Linked DNA regions of Homo sapiens: regions 2 and 3 are each linked to region 1. Evidence: chromatin contacts called from ENCODE Hi-C or POLR2A ChIA-PET data. All regions are on one chromosome and are shown on one strand. The core of a region is the stretch at or near the end of the contact, and the rest is flanking DNA. Distances in the headings are between cores, read along the strand shown. Region 1 overlaps ARHGAP31 (Rho GTPase activating protein 31). Region 2 holds the start of CD80 (CD80 molecule). Region 3 holds the start of ADPRH (ADP-ribosylarginine hydrolase).

Region 1 (5,019 bases), core at 2,178-4,677:
GGATGAGATTTGGTGATTTTTTTTCTTTTGCTCATCTTTATTTTTAACTTGCACTACTTGTAGAATAAGAAAACTGTTAACTAAAATAAATGTAATGAGCACTCTGCATTTGCAAACACTGAACAAGCTCATGGAAGAAATGAATTGCCTGAAAAGGGTTACAAACTGCAGGGAAGTGCCGTTGTTTTCAGCAGGAAAGAGAGGCCTGGTAACAACAGGAAGCGCTGGGAGGCCTCAGTACCAAGGCTTCCAAGCAAAGCGGTTCTGGAAACAATGGCTGCCTGTGGCTCGGGAATATTGGGCAGGAAATGAAAGGATGCTGGTGTGGGGGCTGGGGCACAGCGAGGAACTGATAAGCTTTACCTGGCTGTTCTTCACATAGTCGTAGCTGGCCCAAGATGACGTCATTTTTTATAAATGTTCCCCATCTCCCGTCAGTAAAATTGATTTTAGAAAAATACAAAAACGAGAAGCCCCCATAGTGCCGTAGGTCTGGAAACCATTAGGAAGCTCTACAGCCTGGGAAACCAGAGGGTACAATAAGCAAAAGGGATTTCTCACTCTTAGGGCATGGTGAGATCAGTGCAGAGAGGACCTTCAGATGAACTAGGCGTCTTTTAGAGCTAAGTCCCTGGAGGATTCCAGCCCCCGTAAAAATAAAAATAGCCTTGGGGTTAAGGGGAGTCTAGCCATAGCAAAGGAGATATGTATAAACCTCTTGAGATTGAAGTTTATATTTTATTTAACAGAAATTTCCGTTTATATGGGTGGAGTGAGCTGGGGAACCATTAACAGTACAAATGAGAAACAAAAACAAAACAAACAAACAAAAAATTACCCTAATGTTTTGTCCTGAAAGACCTAGCTGTAAACCAGAGCTGGTAGGAGTCAGGACCTGAACACTGGCAGATAGAAACCGAATCTGCCTTCTTAATTTCCAGCCCAGCCTCTCCTCCCAGTGTCATCCAAGAAGCTGACAGATCCTAGAAGGAGGTTAGACCTGGAAGAAACACAAGGATCCAGAAATCATTTGGATCCAGAACTTGTTTCTAGCACAGATGAAAGTCTGAGGCTGGCAGTGGCTGATTTGCTGGAGGACATACAACTGGTTCATGTTGCTGTAACTGTTGGGTACCCCAGCACCTACTGCCTGGAAGATACCTAGGGGAATTCAAAGAAGAGGAAAGTTACTCTCCTAAAAGGTCAAGAATCTCATACGTGTAGATTAGGGCAAGAATCCATGTTTCTTAATTTGTTATCTAAGTCGTTCTCTCTCATCAAGTTGCACTTAGTTGTGAAGTCAGTCTCTACCTTCTGCTGCTTTCTGGTCTTCCTCATTCTTGGTCTGTGACTTGGTTTCCCTAGTGTGGAGGTTATGCTTATAAAATGTACTGGAAAGTGCATGAATTTTGGATTCAAACAGACTTATAACTGCACCCCAGTTTGCCACTAGCTGTTTGAGCTTGGACAAGTTGTCTAACCATACAGAATGTTAGCTTCCCATCTGAAAATAGGAGTAGTAATGCCTACATCTCAGAGTTTTAAGAATTAAATGAAATAATGATGGTTAATTCATCCCCATAAGCACCCATGAGGTATGCAAGAAAAAAAAAGAGAGGTGGCCTGGACACACTCAGAGTAGAAAAAAATTTACATTGTCCTCATTCTTAAGATGATCAGTGTTAGTGAAGCATACAGTTCAAGAAACAAGTTTGCTTCTCTCTCATTAATCTGCTCAGTTCACGACCTTCTCCCCTGGGGCTCACTCTCAGGCACATGCGGCCGTTCTCTGTATCCATTAGCACTTAAGAGCCTCCACCAGTGGTATCCCAAGGAGCAGGTGGCAAGAAAGCTGCTCATCCAGTAAATAAAACTTTGATCAGGTGATTCCACTGATGTGTGCTTTATGCAGTTAAACTGAGGATTTAAATGATTTTAAATGAGTTGTTGTTGCCTAGGAATGTGCTGGGGATTGACTGAGATCTTTCTGTCCTCCATCAGCAGCCCCATGGAGTGAGTGATGTCTCCCCCTACAAATCTCCTAATAACAAAGCTTTCTCCACAGACAGTAGAAAGGATGAACCACATAAGCCTTTATCAATTACACAAAGCACAGCAGCTTCATCAATGGGACAAAACCCTTCTGTACAGTTTCTATGTACAAGATGAATAGGGCCAGCTCTAAGACCAAGGTCACATGGGGATGTCTTGCAGGTTTGTTTTCTATGTTCACAGCATTTGAATCTTTTTCTCTACTCAGCACCACCCTTCCTCAGCCACAACCACTCCCACCCCAAACACACACACCCAGAGGCACCCTGTGGGAGTCCCTCTTAAGCTCTCCCCACTGGCTCATTCGCTACTGATGACTTGTGGACCCAGACACTTTCATCACTCTCAACCAGTCTTTTATGTGTGAGTCAGATAGGCTCTTACCTTTCCTAAAGAAATTTCAGGCAACAGCTAGAGAAGAGTGAGTCCTCTCACTTCCCCTTTCGTTGACGAACCACGAGAGGTTGTCCCTTCTGACCCTAAAGGGACTCCTTATTTTTTTCTTTTTGTGGCAAGTCTTTTCTTCTAGATTACCTCCCCTCCCTCTTCCCACACACACACACACACAAAAGCCTATTTCTTTGAAGGGAAGAACTTCAGGGTTGGCCCTGATGAGGAAGCTGAAGGTCTAGTCCCAAAGCTGCCAGTATTGGACATTATTCTACAGGCAATGGGAAGCTATTGATTGTTTTGGTGTAGGGGAGCTTTATCATCAAGGTAGTGTTTTAGAAAGATTTATCTGGAAGTAGAGATCAAGATAGAATGCAATCTTCCCAGACAGTCAGTAAAAATGCCCCCAAGTTCCCTAATGTTTCTCTTCCACTGGACTGGTCTAGTCAGCATTCCTGGAATTCACCACATTATTTCTTGCCTTTCACCTTGTTTATACTATTCTCTGTTTCCTGCCCCAAAAGAAAGTGTATGACATTTACTAAGTACTTATTATATGCTAGGCACTTAGATGAGCGGTCTGCATGTATTGTAATGTATATTGCGTCACGTCAATTACATCATATGATAGCATCTCACATCATATCAAATCATTCCTCTGCACCAGTGTCAGAGTTCTTATTGCAGCACCTTGACTGGTTGTTTATCCACTTAGCTCACAACACTGTGAGCCCCTGAGCATGAGGGTCCTGTCTCAGCACTCCCCAACGTGGTCCCTCTCAAGACAGCTGGCTCTCTAAAAACGCACACAATTTCCTGTTCTTGTTCAACATCTAAAAGCTCTGCCTGACTTCCCCACCAGCTGTAATCTTTTTAAAAGAACTTTTGTTACAATTTTTGTGCCTGTCTAGGGCCCTTAGCATATTTTGTTTGATATGTTCATACTGGCCAAGTGACGTAATACCTCTGAGCTTCAGTTTCTTCATTTACAAAACAGAGATAAATACCTCCCTCATAAGGTGACTGTGAGGATTGCACTGGGTACAAATAATGGATAAGAAGTGTATAGCTAGGCTGGGCACGGTGGCTCACGCCTGTAAGCCCAGCACTTTGGGAGGCCAAGGCGGGTGGATCACGAGATCAGGAGTTCAAGACCAGCCTGGCCAAGATGGTGAAACCCTGTCTCTACTAAAAATACATGGTGGTATGGGCCTGTAATCCCAGCTGCTCCAGAGGCTGAGGCAGAGAATTGCTTAAACCTGGAAGGACGGAGGTTGCAGTGAGCCAAGATTGCACCACTGCACTCCAGCCTGGGTGACAGAGCAAGACTCCATCTCAAAAAAAAAAAAAAAAAAAAAAGTGTGTAGCTCAGGGACCACTGCATACTAGTTTCACAATAATTACCCATTCCCTTCTTGGCTTCTTGAAGGCAAAGATCTTATTACCTTTTGTTCCTCTAGATGGGCCCTCAGTGCATCTGCTTTGGTAGAAGGAGAATCGCTGTCATTGGGAAAGAGACAGCATTGACAGCAGAGACCTGAGGGCCCCGGCAGGGATAAGTCACAGAGTGGACCAGAGGAGGACCTGGACACCTCTGCAGGAAAGTGCTGGTTTGGCTTGGCATCTGAGAGCCTAAAAATGAGGAGGGCAGGGACCCCCACCCGGGGAACCGGGCTCCAGGCTGCCTTGCTCAGCAGGATAGCAGAGCTAGTCCTCAGCCATCCCAGGCCAGCAGGTTGGGCAAATATTTCTGCTTCACAAGGGGTAATAACCTCAACAGGGTCACTGGAAAGGACTTCAGCAAACATTTAGAACTTGGGTCACTGATTTCAGAAGCCCCTCCATCTTCCTAAATGAAACTTGTTTTGTAAAATCCCATTTCTTTCTTTTAAAAAAAATGCTTTTACTATATCCCCTTCACAGAAAATTTAGAAAAGCAAAATTAAAAATAGAGAAAAGCAAAAATCATTGATTTTCTACCACTTAGCAGTAACTACTATTAACATTTCAGTGTGTGTGTGTGGTTTGTGTGTGTGTGTGTGTGTGTGTGTGTGTGGTTTTTATGTGTGTGTGTGAGGCAGAGTTTCGCCCTTGTTGCCCAGGCTAAAGTGCAGTGGTGCCATCTCAGCTCACTGCAACCTCCGCCTGCCTCCTGGGTTCAAGTGATTCTCCTGCCTCAGCCTCCCGAGTAGCTGGTATTACAGGCACCCGCCACCATGCCGGGCTAATTTTTTTTTTTTTTTTTTTTGTATTTTTTAGCAGAGATGGAGTTTCACCATGTTGGTCAGGCTGGTCTTGAACTCCTGACCTCAGGTGATCCACCTGCCATTGTGTGTCATTTTTTATTATTTAATATACTGGGGAAGAGGTAGTTTTTAAAGAGACATTCTGTACTCTATATTTATATATAATTTTAATTTTTCAAACTTTTTTGCTATTTTTTTTTCAAAAGGAACTTAAAAATAGATATTAACCATGAGCTGTTGAACACTTAAAGATCAGACCTGTAGTGGTAGGATTTCAGGCATTTTGGCAGTCAACGGCAAGGAGCCAATCCACTCTCCTCAAATCACACCT
Region 2 (4,496 bases), core at 1,373-3,872, 210 kb after region 1:
TACCTATGTGGCAGATTAAAAATAACTAAAAACATAATTTTGTGTTAAATCTGATACCACTTAAAGTCAGATGCCAATGTTGAAAAAAGATCTCAGCATCCAAAGCAGAACAAATAAGATTAATGTATTAAGAGGAACTTAAGAAGGTTAAGAAGATGAATGTCATTAAGAGGAATTGTCCTCAACTACTCTCCCGCCTTCAGATTGGAAAGAAGATCACCATTGTTCAATTTTAGAAGCAGGACACTTTCGCTGAGCTGTATCATGAAAACATAGTTTGGGACTAGACTCCGAGGCCAGTATCGGCACATCACAAAATGTAAATGAGCATCTAATATTCATGGAAGAGACCATTATGAATCGGCTGTATGGTTTTGTTAAAATAACACTGTCCCTTCCACGCTTCCTTGAAGGCCTGGGTTCTTGAGTTAACTTGGTTGCTAACTTGCTGTGTGATGATAGGCAGGTCCTTTAACCTCTTTGGACCACAGTCTTCTAATCTTTAAAATCTTCTGAAAACACCCTGAAGGTTCCTTCCAGCTTATAGGATAATAGAAGGGAGCAGCTCAGAGAACCCCATGTCCTTTCTCTTAACCCTGTAGCAGTTGACTCAGTTAAGTTCCTGAAAGTTGCTTACCTGAACAGAAGTGAGAAAGACCAGCCAGCACCAAGAGCTGAAAGAAATTGAGGTATGGACACTTGGATGGTGATGTTCCCTGCCTCCGTGTGTGGCCCATGGCTTCAGATGCTTAGGGTCAAAAGTGAAAGCCAACAATTTGGACCCAAGTAAGACCAGGGCACTTCCCAGGTGCAAAACAGGCAGGGCTGATGACAATCCAATTGCTCACGTAGAAGACCCTCCAGTGATGTTTACAAAACACACAGAGATTGGAGGGTGTTCCTGGGTCTCCAAAGGTTGTGGATTTAGTTTCACAGCCTGAAAAAGGAACAAATAAAAGTCATTCAGGAAGGAAGGTGTGCCTACTTTGAGTTGCAAAACTCTCGAGTTGCCTGCTAAAATTAATTGGAGAGCTTAACCTAAGCAACCTCTAAAGCAGGGCGTGACCCTGAGGAAAAGCGAATGGAAATTCTGTGAGGGGACCAGTTCCAAGAACCAACCACAGCCCTTCCATGAAAAGGCTTTCTACTTAATAGGTGGGGTGAAGATTTGGTTAGAAACAGGAGAGCTCTAAGGACCCTCCATATCTGTTAGCCAACCTGCAAAAGTTCAAATCCTCTTCTGAACATACCAAGAAACATAGAGCAGACAGTAAGGGTGTATTTTGTCCAAGGCAGGACCTAAGTTATGAAACAACTTCTTTCTTGACATATTAACATAAGAAAACAAGTATCTCAATTCTTTAAACCCTCTACTCAAATAATATATCATAAAGGGGTATGAGATCTCAATAACCAGAAAAGTCTATCCATAAAAAGGGAGGGAAAAAAAGACACTGCAGACGTTACTTATCAAAATTATGTACTCCAGGGCCAGGCGTGGTGGCTCACGCCTGTAATCCCAGCACTTTGGGAGGCTGAGGTGGGCGGATTACTTGAGGCCAGGAGTTCCAGACCAGCCTGGCCAACATGGCAAAACCCCATTTCTACCAAAAATACAAAAATTAGCCAGGTGTGGTGGTGGGTGCCTGTAATCCCAGCCACTTGGGAGGCTGAGGCACGAGAATTGCTTGAATCCAGGAGGTGGAGGCTGCAGTGAGCCAAGATGATTGCAACACTGCACTCCAGCCTAGGCGACAGAGTGAGACTCCATCTCAAAAAAAAAAAAAAAAAAAATTATGTACTGTCATGTGAGGTGGCTAGGGATTAATTTTTCCAGTAAATATGTCAAAATTGAGAAATGAAAATAAACACTGTGCTCCACTGTCACCCCTTCAGGCTGCTACCAGGACACAGCCCCGTGCTGCTCAGAGAATGCTTGAGTGTCCTCTTTGGAGACCACCCTAGAGCTAGAGTTCCAGCCACGCCATATTGTTTTATTAGCCATCATCCATTTTAGACAGGATTAGTTAAAAGAGACTTATTCACCAGAATTTGTTTTTCTTAAGATAGAATCTTGCTCTGTCACACAGGCTAGAGTGCAGTGGCGTGACCATAGCTCACCACAGTCTCAACCTCCCGAGCTCAAGCGATTTTCCCACTTTCACTAGAATTTTACTGGCTTGAGAAATTCAAATACGGCCCACAAAAACAATATTTGCTAGGATCTAGGATATTTTAAAATAATGGGCCACAATTCTCACTATGATGCTCCAAATATGTCGGGAAGCCACAGCCTCCTGTGGGAATGAGACCCTAAGGGTTCCTTTGAGGGCAAGCCTGGATCCAGGAGGTGGTAGCAGAGGTATTGTTTGTTTAAAAAGCAGTGAGGTTGCTGGTAACTAGTTCTACCAAGCTATCCCATAGTAAGATAATAGTAAATGTACTTACTTGCTGAAGAAAAATTCCACTTTTTCTTTAAATCCTTTGATTTCAGGGTAAGACTCCACTTCTGAGATGTTCTCTTCTTACAGTCTATAAAGCAATGACAAATCACTTTTTCTTTGGGTAATCTTCAGAGAGGCGACATTTCCCCTTCTAACTTCTGTTACTTTACAGAGGGTTTGAGTTCACTCAGTACTTGTCAGTGCCAGGAGTTGGACAGGGTGTTTGAAGAAGCGCCCTCTGCTGCCGTCTTCTTCTAGTTGCTTTTGTAGAGGCTGTGGCTGGGGCAAATCACACAGCAGCCTCCCTCACCACCGTGCATGGACTAACAAACATGAAACACCACGAGCACCAGGCGGCCTAGGGGAGGAGAAGAATGGTGCCCGAGAAGAGTGAGGGGCATCTGGCTAGCCTTGCTGTGTGATGGGAGGCCAGCTTCATGGGCTGGCTGTTTCTGTGCTGGTCTCAAGTTTTGTTTTAGCACCCAGAGTTACTCCTGAGTCCCTGCAGGAATAAGCTGTCAACCTCATATGTAGGGGACACTTTTGGGAGAGTGCTCAGCTCACAGGACCACCCAACTCTACTCCCACCTCTGAATCCCACCATCTTCAGAGAGTGGGCTCCTGCCAGCCACGCTGGACAGTGAATTCTGGTCACCCTAGCCACAGTTGAGTGCGCCTCTGGTGGGATGAGGAAGACTTTAGTCATGCCCATCACTCCCATTTCCAACTAGGTTGCCACCCACCCCTGTGTGTCCCTTTGTAGGATTCTGGAGCCCCTGTGAGTGAGCAGCTGACCCATGCTGGACCAGTGTACTTGTTTGCACAGGTGGAACCTGACAGCACCTTGCATGGGTTGCAGTGAGCCGAGATCACAACACTACAATCCAGCTTGGGTAACAGAGCAAGACTCCATCTCAAAAAAAAAAAAAAAAAAAAGACGCCATCCTTCCCACACCAGCCAGAAAGAGAGCAAACCGTGTGGGTGAGAAATACTGACTACAGCGGCGGCTTCCTTCATCTCAGCAACAAGTTTGTGGCAGAGCTTAGTGGATACCACCCTATTCACCTGAGATTTGGAATACTGAAGCTTTGGAAATCATGAAGGCAGAACTTGCTATGAAAGGACTCCACTGCACTGTCTCCTTCTGTATTGGCAGAAGGGGCCTAGTGAGCACCCTTCTTCACCTGTGTCTTGTTCTGGTCTCAGATGCATATTTTGAATAGTTGCAAGGAATATGGATGTGACAATTCCTGCCTTACCTCTAGTAGATCAACATTACATTTTCAAGTAAAGGGAACATAGATTGGAGGTAAGTTCATGTTTTCTATTTTCTTGAACATTTATTCAGATCAAAGAAATGTTTTCACTGATTTTAGCCACTTCTACTTGATACATTATTACAATGCACTGGAAGTGATTTTTTTTCCAGGTATTTAAAGTAATAGAAAGTTATAGATGTCAACTTAAAAGAGCAAAGAAATACAGAGTTTTAGAAATTTATTTTCTTTTTTTTTTTTTAGATGAAGTCTTTCTCTGCCGCCCAGGCTGGAGTGCAGTGGTGCAATCTTGGCTCACTGCAACCTCCGCCTCCTGGGTTCAAGCAATTCTTCTGCCTCAGCCTCCTGAGTAGCTGGGACTACAGGCGTGTGCCACCATGCCAGGCTAATTTTTAAATTTTTAGTAGAGATGGGGTTTCACCATATTGGCCAGGCTGGTCTCAAACTCCTGACCTTGTGATCCACCCTCCTCGGCCTCCCAAAGTGCTGGGATTACAGGCATGAGCCACTGCACCCAGCCGAGTTTTAGAAATTTCATGAGGGACTACATGAATACAAATTTTGACGATCACAGACACCCTCAAATTTTAAGAATCCCAGTGAAATCCTAACCTGCCTTGGAGAAACACACATTAAACAACTTTGCCATTAGCGCTTTGATGTGACTTAATCAAAGAGGCTGGAAGAAAGGAACACCAGGAAGGTACTTTACAGAGTTTCCCCAATCCTGATTGTAAAATTCAGAAGGCTTCTCTTCCAAGATTATGTACTAAT
Region 3 (4,817 bases), core at 1,963-4,462, 230 kb after region 1:
GCCATTATTATTTAAGCCCAGTGAGTATGTGGTGTTTTGGGGGTGGGGAAGAGTGATGGTTATTTGCCGTTATTTGGAGCTGGAAACATGCTAACTGATAAATTATCCTTTTGGTTTATAGGACAATGTCCTTGATGCCCAAAAACATTTTCTAATTTTGACAGAAGAGAAAGGATGTCAGTAGGTGTTAACTAATGTGAAAAGAAGGTAGAATGGCTCATGTGTGTGATGGAGATGAGAACTGGGAATACAGAGAGATATCTGACCTGGTAGTAATTTTTTCTTGCATGACTACTACATTGATAAGCACTGTGCTAAAATTTTTCAATTAATTATTTCATGCAATCTTCAAACCAACTTTATGAAATATGTACTATTATTTTTCCTACTTAATAACAGAAAGTGAAGCTTAGCAAGATGAAGTGACTTGTCTAAAATCACTTACTCAAGCTAGTGTTTTTTGTTTGTTTGTTTTGTTTTGAGATGGAGTCTCACTCTGTCGCCCAGGTTGGAGTGCAGTGGCACGATCTCAGCTCACTGCAACCTCCGCCTCCTGGGTTCAAGCAATTCTCCTGCCTTGGCCTCCCGAGTAGCTGGGATTACAGGCACCCACCACCATGCCCGGCTAATTTTTTATTTTTAGTAGAGACAGGGTTTCACCATGTTGGTCAGGCTGGTCTCGAACTCCTGACCTCATGATCCACCTGCCTTGGCCTCCCAAAGTGCTGGGATTACAGGCGTGAGCCACCGTGCCTGGCCCCCAAGTGTTGTTACAAGGGTTTGAAACCAGATAGCGTGGATGTGTCGGGAGTCTATGCTAATGGTCACAAAGTTCATAGGCACCATAAAGTTCAAAGCAAACTAATTGCTAACAACCCCAGTTTTTCTGTTTGTTTTTGTTTGTTTGTTTGTGTTTTGAGACAGGGTCTTGCTCTGTCGTCCAGGCTGGAGTGCAGTGGCACAATCTCAGCTCACTGCAACCTCTGCTTCCTGGGCTCAAGCAGTCCTCCCACCTCAGCCTCCTGAGTAGCTCAGACCACAGGCGCATGCCTGGATAATTTTTGTATTTTTTGTAGAGAACAGGTTTCACCATGTTGCCCAGGCTGGTCTCGAACTCCTGGTCTCAAGCAATCTGTCCCCCTTGGCCTCCCAAAGTACTGGGATTACAGGTATGAACCACTGTGCCCAGCCCCAGTTATTCTTTACATTTAAGTCAAAAACGAAAACAAAAAATCACCCTTTCCCATGGATTCTCACAGAAAGATCACTACATAATATGAACAATATCCTCAGCAGACATCTTAAGCTGAAACTGTGTTGAGTTTTATCGGGATGCTTATTATTCAAAATGTCTCTTACTACAGAACTTGCTTTGACTGCATCCTCAGAGGCTGAAAATCTTTGACAGTTGAAAGAATGAAGGATGTGCCATCCCCAAATATGCCATATAATATATTGATTACTTTGAGTTGAAAACATTAGAGAAATTATAGTTTCAGAAAGGGTAAAACTGAGGGCTGACCTGATTAGGCCTGACACTTAATTTGCCTTGCTTGCTTTTGGTCACTTGCTTCTAGTCGATTTTAAAACCTGCATAGCTAAAAGTCATGTAGCTAGACGATACATAACTAAATTCCACTTGCCTCCTTATAGATAACTTCTCTGATAGGACACCATGGAAAATATTGCTTAAGTTATTTTTCAGGAACTTAGAGTCAGTTCTTGTCCAGTTCAAGCCACCAGCCCTTCATCTTGGCCTGCGTGAGTGTCCAATGGGTGACCTTTTGACATCAGAAGGCCCAAAACTCCACTCTCAGATCATGCTAACGTCACGATTTTGTGAACATGTGTTCTATGAACAGCCATGAAGATTGACTATGCTTGCTCAGATTACCGATTGCCTCACTTTTCCTTACCTCATCTTTCTCTGAACCTTGGACCACCTTCCTCCCCTATCCCATAAGCACTCCTAAAATTCCATCTTTGGAAAGGCACATTTGAGGCCTGTTCTCCAGTCTCCTGTCTTGGCTGCCTTGTGAATACACCCTTTCTCTACTGCAAAACTTGTGCGCCTCAGTGATTGGCATACTGTGTGAAAGACAAATGAGCCTGGTTCCCTGACAGGAGCTGAGCTGTCTCTTCCTGCATGCAGCCAGCAATAAAGATTCCTCTAGGAGAGGTATGTTCTCCACGCCAGAGCGAGAAAATAGCTCTCATCACCAGAGATTTGGAACTGGAGGTGGCATTTGGACTGGAGTAAACATTCTTGCAAAGTAACCATTATCTTCCACCTGTTTTACACCCCACCCCCCATATATCTCCTAGGGGCTCCCCTAGAAATTTTTTACCACCCTAGCCGGATTTTCTTTGTCCTGTCACTTCTTCTTAAATTTATCACTCTTTTTCTAAAAAGTATAAAAGCATCTTGCTTTGGACACTTTCTTCAGGATTCAGTCTCTTAACATCCCCATGTACATGTAAAATTAATAAAATTTGTATACTTTTCTCTTGTTAATCTGCCTAGTGTCAATTTGGCTTCTAGATGCAGCTGATTAGCTCACTAAGAGCTAGAGGGTGTAGGGGGTTGGAGGTGATCTCTGCCTCCCTTATTGGTGAACTTGATTTTTGTAAACACTCAAAAGTCACTTAGGCTAGAGTTGGAGATGGAGATGGTTATTCACTGGGAAGGCCACAAGAGAATGTTTTAAAGTGATGGAAATATTTCATATCTCGATTATGGTGTAAGGACATTTCATTATATATAAATTATATATCAATTTTTTAAAAAGCTCTCAGACCAAGGCTAGTCATTACAGCAAGAAAATAGGCATAGCAAATTTAAAACTTTGGAGAAATATATAGAATATTTGCATATGGTGATTCTGATTTGCTTTAAAAGTGACATGATTAATGTATTTAGACAAAAATACTCTTCGTTTTTCTTTGCTTTTATTTACGATCAGGATACAAGAATTCTACGCTGCTGCCAAATAAATGACTAGTTAAAATTAACTAACTGAATCCTTAACAACCATTCTAAGAGGCAGATATTATTATCCCACTTTATGCGTGAGGGCCCAGAACCCTGGCAAGGGCGGCACACTCAGTACGCTCTTCAAGCATCTGGGCACACCCGGTCCACTACAGTCCTACAAAGTCGGACGTGAGCACGGGCGAAGGCGTCAGCCGGGGCCACACGGGAGTCACTGACCACAGCCAGGCGAGAGCCGGCTTTCCGGTGCCGCCACATTCCGGGCACCAGGCTCCGGGCTCTTCAGAGCATTTGGGGCGGGCGACGGAGGTCCCGTCCACTCTCGCTTGGGTGCAGAAGGGCGCGGCGGTGCCAGGAAGCCGCCTTGGAGGCTCCAAGATTAGCTCACTCAGCGCGGCCAAGCGCAGGTGCGGGGGCCCTCGCCGCCACCCTGCTTATCTGGGGACAGTCCCGGAACCCGGTGACCCGGCTCCGCCCCAACCCGCGCCCTCGTCCACCCGCAGCAGCCAAGGCCTCTTCCCCGGCCCCGGGAGCCCGCGCCACGCCCGTCGCTCGCGCGTTCCAGTCCAGGCTACAGCAGGTATCGCGATCCCGGCCCTCGGCCCCGCGCTCCCCTCCCCCGCCCCTGGCGCTCTCCGAGTGTGGCCGACCATGAGGATTCCCAGTCTTGCAAATCGTGGGAGCGTGTCAACCGCCCCGTTTCTTTCCAAAGCCGGGCATGGCCCGGAAGCAGCTGATCAGATCTTAGTTCTGAATGTATAGTTCGGGTACGAGAATGTGACCCGTGAAAGTTCAGAGGAGTTAAGTAATTACAGCGTTCTGAAAGCGAACGTTAAAGGGAATTTACAACCGAAAAAAGATGCCGGTCTTCTTCCCCCATCCCAGCTTGCAATTCACAGAAGCACACATTAGGGTGGAGCCAGAAGGAATTACGGAAAGGACAATGAGGACATTGAGAGGGAGGGTATGGGGGGTTAAAGTTAGTCCTCCGAGGCCAAGAAGCAGAGTGTCTTGGCCTAGTGTCTGAAAATCGCAGCGCAGGACGGAACTTCCGAGAGCCTATACCTCCCCACTTCCCCCTCCAGTTTACAGATGGGCAAACCGCTGTCCCGGGTGTCTGTCAGGTCTAGTAGCCCAGAATCTCAGTGCCTAGGCTTCACTGTAAATAATAAACTATGTAAATAACATTTACAAATATCCTTTGTGAGCTCAGAAACTCAGCATTACCAGTAACTGGGTAGTGGAACGCATCCATCTTCGTCGTTTACTCCTTCTCCAGGGGCTCTCCAGCCTGCATTCCATGGCCAACAGCAGTGCAGCTGCAGAAGCACTTCTGGAAGCCTCCTGACTTGAACTAGACCTTGGGTAAATAGGGTTTAGATAAGTGGAGGGGAGGGAAAAGTTTCACCTGAGGGGAGAATGAGCTAGTCTGCCAGACCCTTATAAAAGTATTGGCCTGGATGGGATGGAGGGCTTTGACCTGAAAGCCACAGGGAGAAGGGAACCCTGAGGAATTGGCTGAAAGAGGGGGGTTCTTAGGAAATGCACCAACAGGGAAGCCAGCGCTTTACCAGGGATTTCATTCATGGTGGGTATATTATTAATAGAGATTCGAATTCTCTAGAAGCTGATCATTTCTAAGAGAAACAATATTTAAACATTACTGTCGAAGGAAAGGTTGTGGGGAGAAAATGTTCTAGTTCTAAAACAGAACACCCATTTTCCCTGGTTGTATATGAATAATACAAATATGTCAAAAATCAAGCTTACTATGTGCCAAGCACTCTAAGAACTTTTTTTTTTTTTTTTTTTTTGAGACAGAGTC

Evidence for each region. A loop is a pair of places that touch in the nucleus more often than their neighbours do. ChIA-PET counts read pairs that join two places held with the same protein, here RNA polymerase II (POLR2A). Pooled maps may share reads with other maps.
Region 2: a map with no recorded cell type shows a loop between it and region 1 (5-fold over the local background). The contact joins the promoter of CD80 here to the enhancer-like site in region 1. A Hi-C loop is called at or near these places in 2 of 37 single-sample maps with no recorded cell type and 6 of 50 pooled maps. POLR2A ChIA-PET finds 5 or more read pairs at or near these places in 1 of 52 experiments (activated CD8-positive, alpha-beta memory T cell).
Region 3: a loop to region 1 is called in a pooled map, with 2.2 times the contacts of the local background. The contact joins the promoter of ADPRH here to the enhancer-like site in region 1. A Hi-C loop is called at or near these places in 1 of 50 pooled maps. POLR2A ChIA-PET finds 5 or more read pairs at or near these places in 3 of 52 experiments (H1, Panc1 and activated naive CD4-positive, alpha-beta T cell).

The regions. Positions count from the first base shown.
Region 1 is chr3:119,350,009-119,355,027 of GRCh38, forward strand. The region is part of intron 1 of ARHGAP31 (Rho GTPase activating protein 31); the gene reads left to right. Among named protein-coding and RNA genes, the nearest start is that of ARHGAP31-AS1, 30 kb to the left of the region's middle. RefSeq lists enhancers at 1-38, 1,560-2,257, 2,055-2,104. Within about 2 kb of position 3,428, at least 8 of the 41 ENCODE cell types and tissues checked have a DNase peak (open chromatin) inside an H3K27ac peak, as active enhancers do.
Region 2 is chr3:119,556,992-119,561,487 of GRCh38, forward strand. It overlaps CD80 (CD80 molecule), which reads right to left and starts at 2,623. Exons shown (of 7, transcript NM_005191.4): 1 at 2,449-2,623; 2 at 638-937. The coding sequence starts at 737. It overlaps LOC107986118 (a long non-coding RNA gene), which reads left to right and starts at 3,439. Exons shown (of 2, transcript XR_001740861.2): 1 at 3,439-3,754. RefSeq lists a silencer at 931-1,225 and enhancers at 931-1,225, 1,587-1,746, 2,017-2,076, 2,847-2,896.
Region 3 is chr3:119,576,280-119,581,096 of GRCh38, forward strand. It overlaps ADPRH (ADP-ribosylarginine hydrolase), which reads left to right and starts at 3,213. Exons shown (of 5, transcript NM_001125.4): 1 at 3,213-3,572; 2 at 4,272-4,357. RefSeq lists enhancers at 2,817-3,318, 3,103-3,202, 4,143-4,362 and a silencer at 3,383-3,522.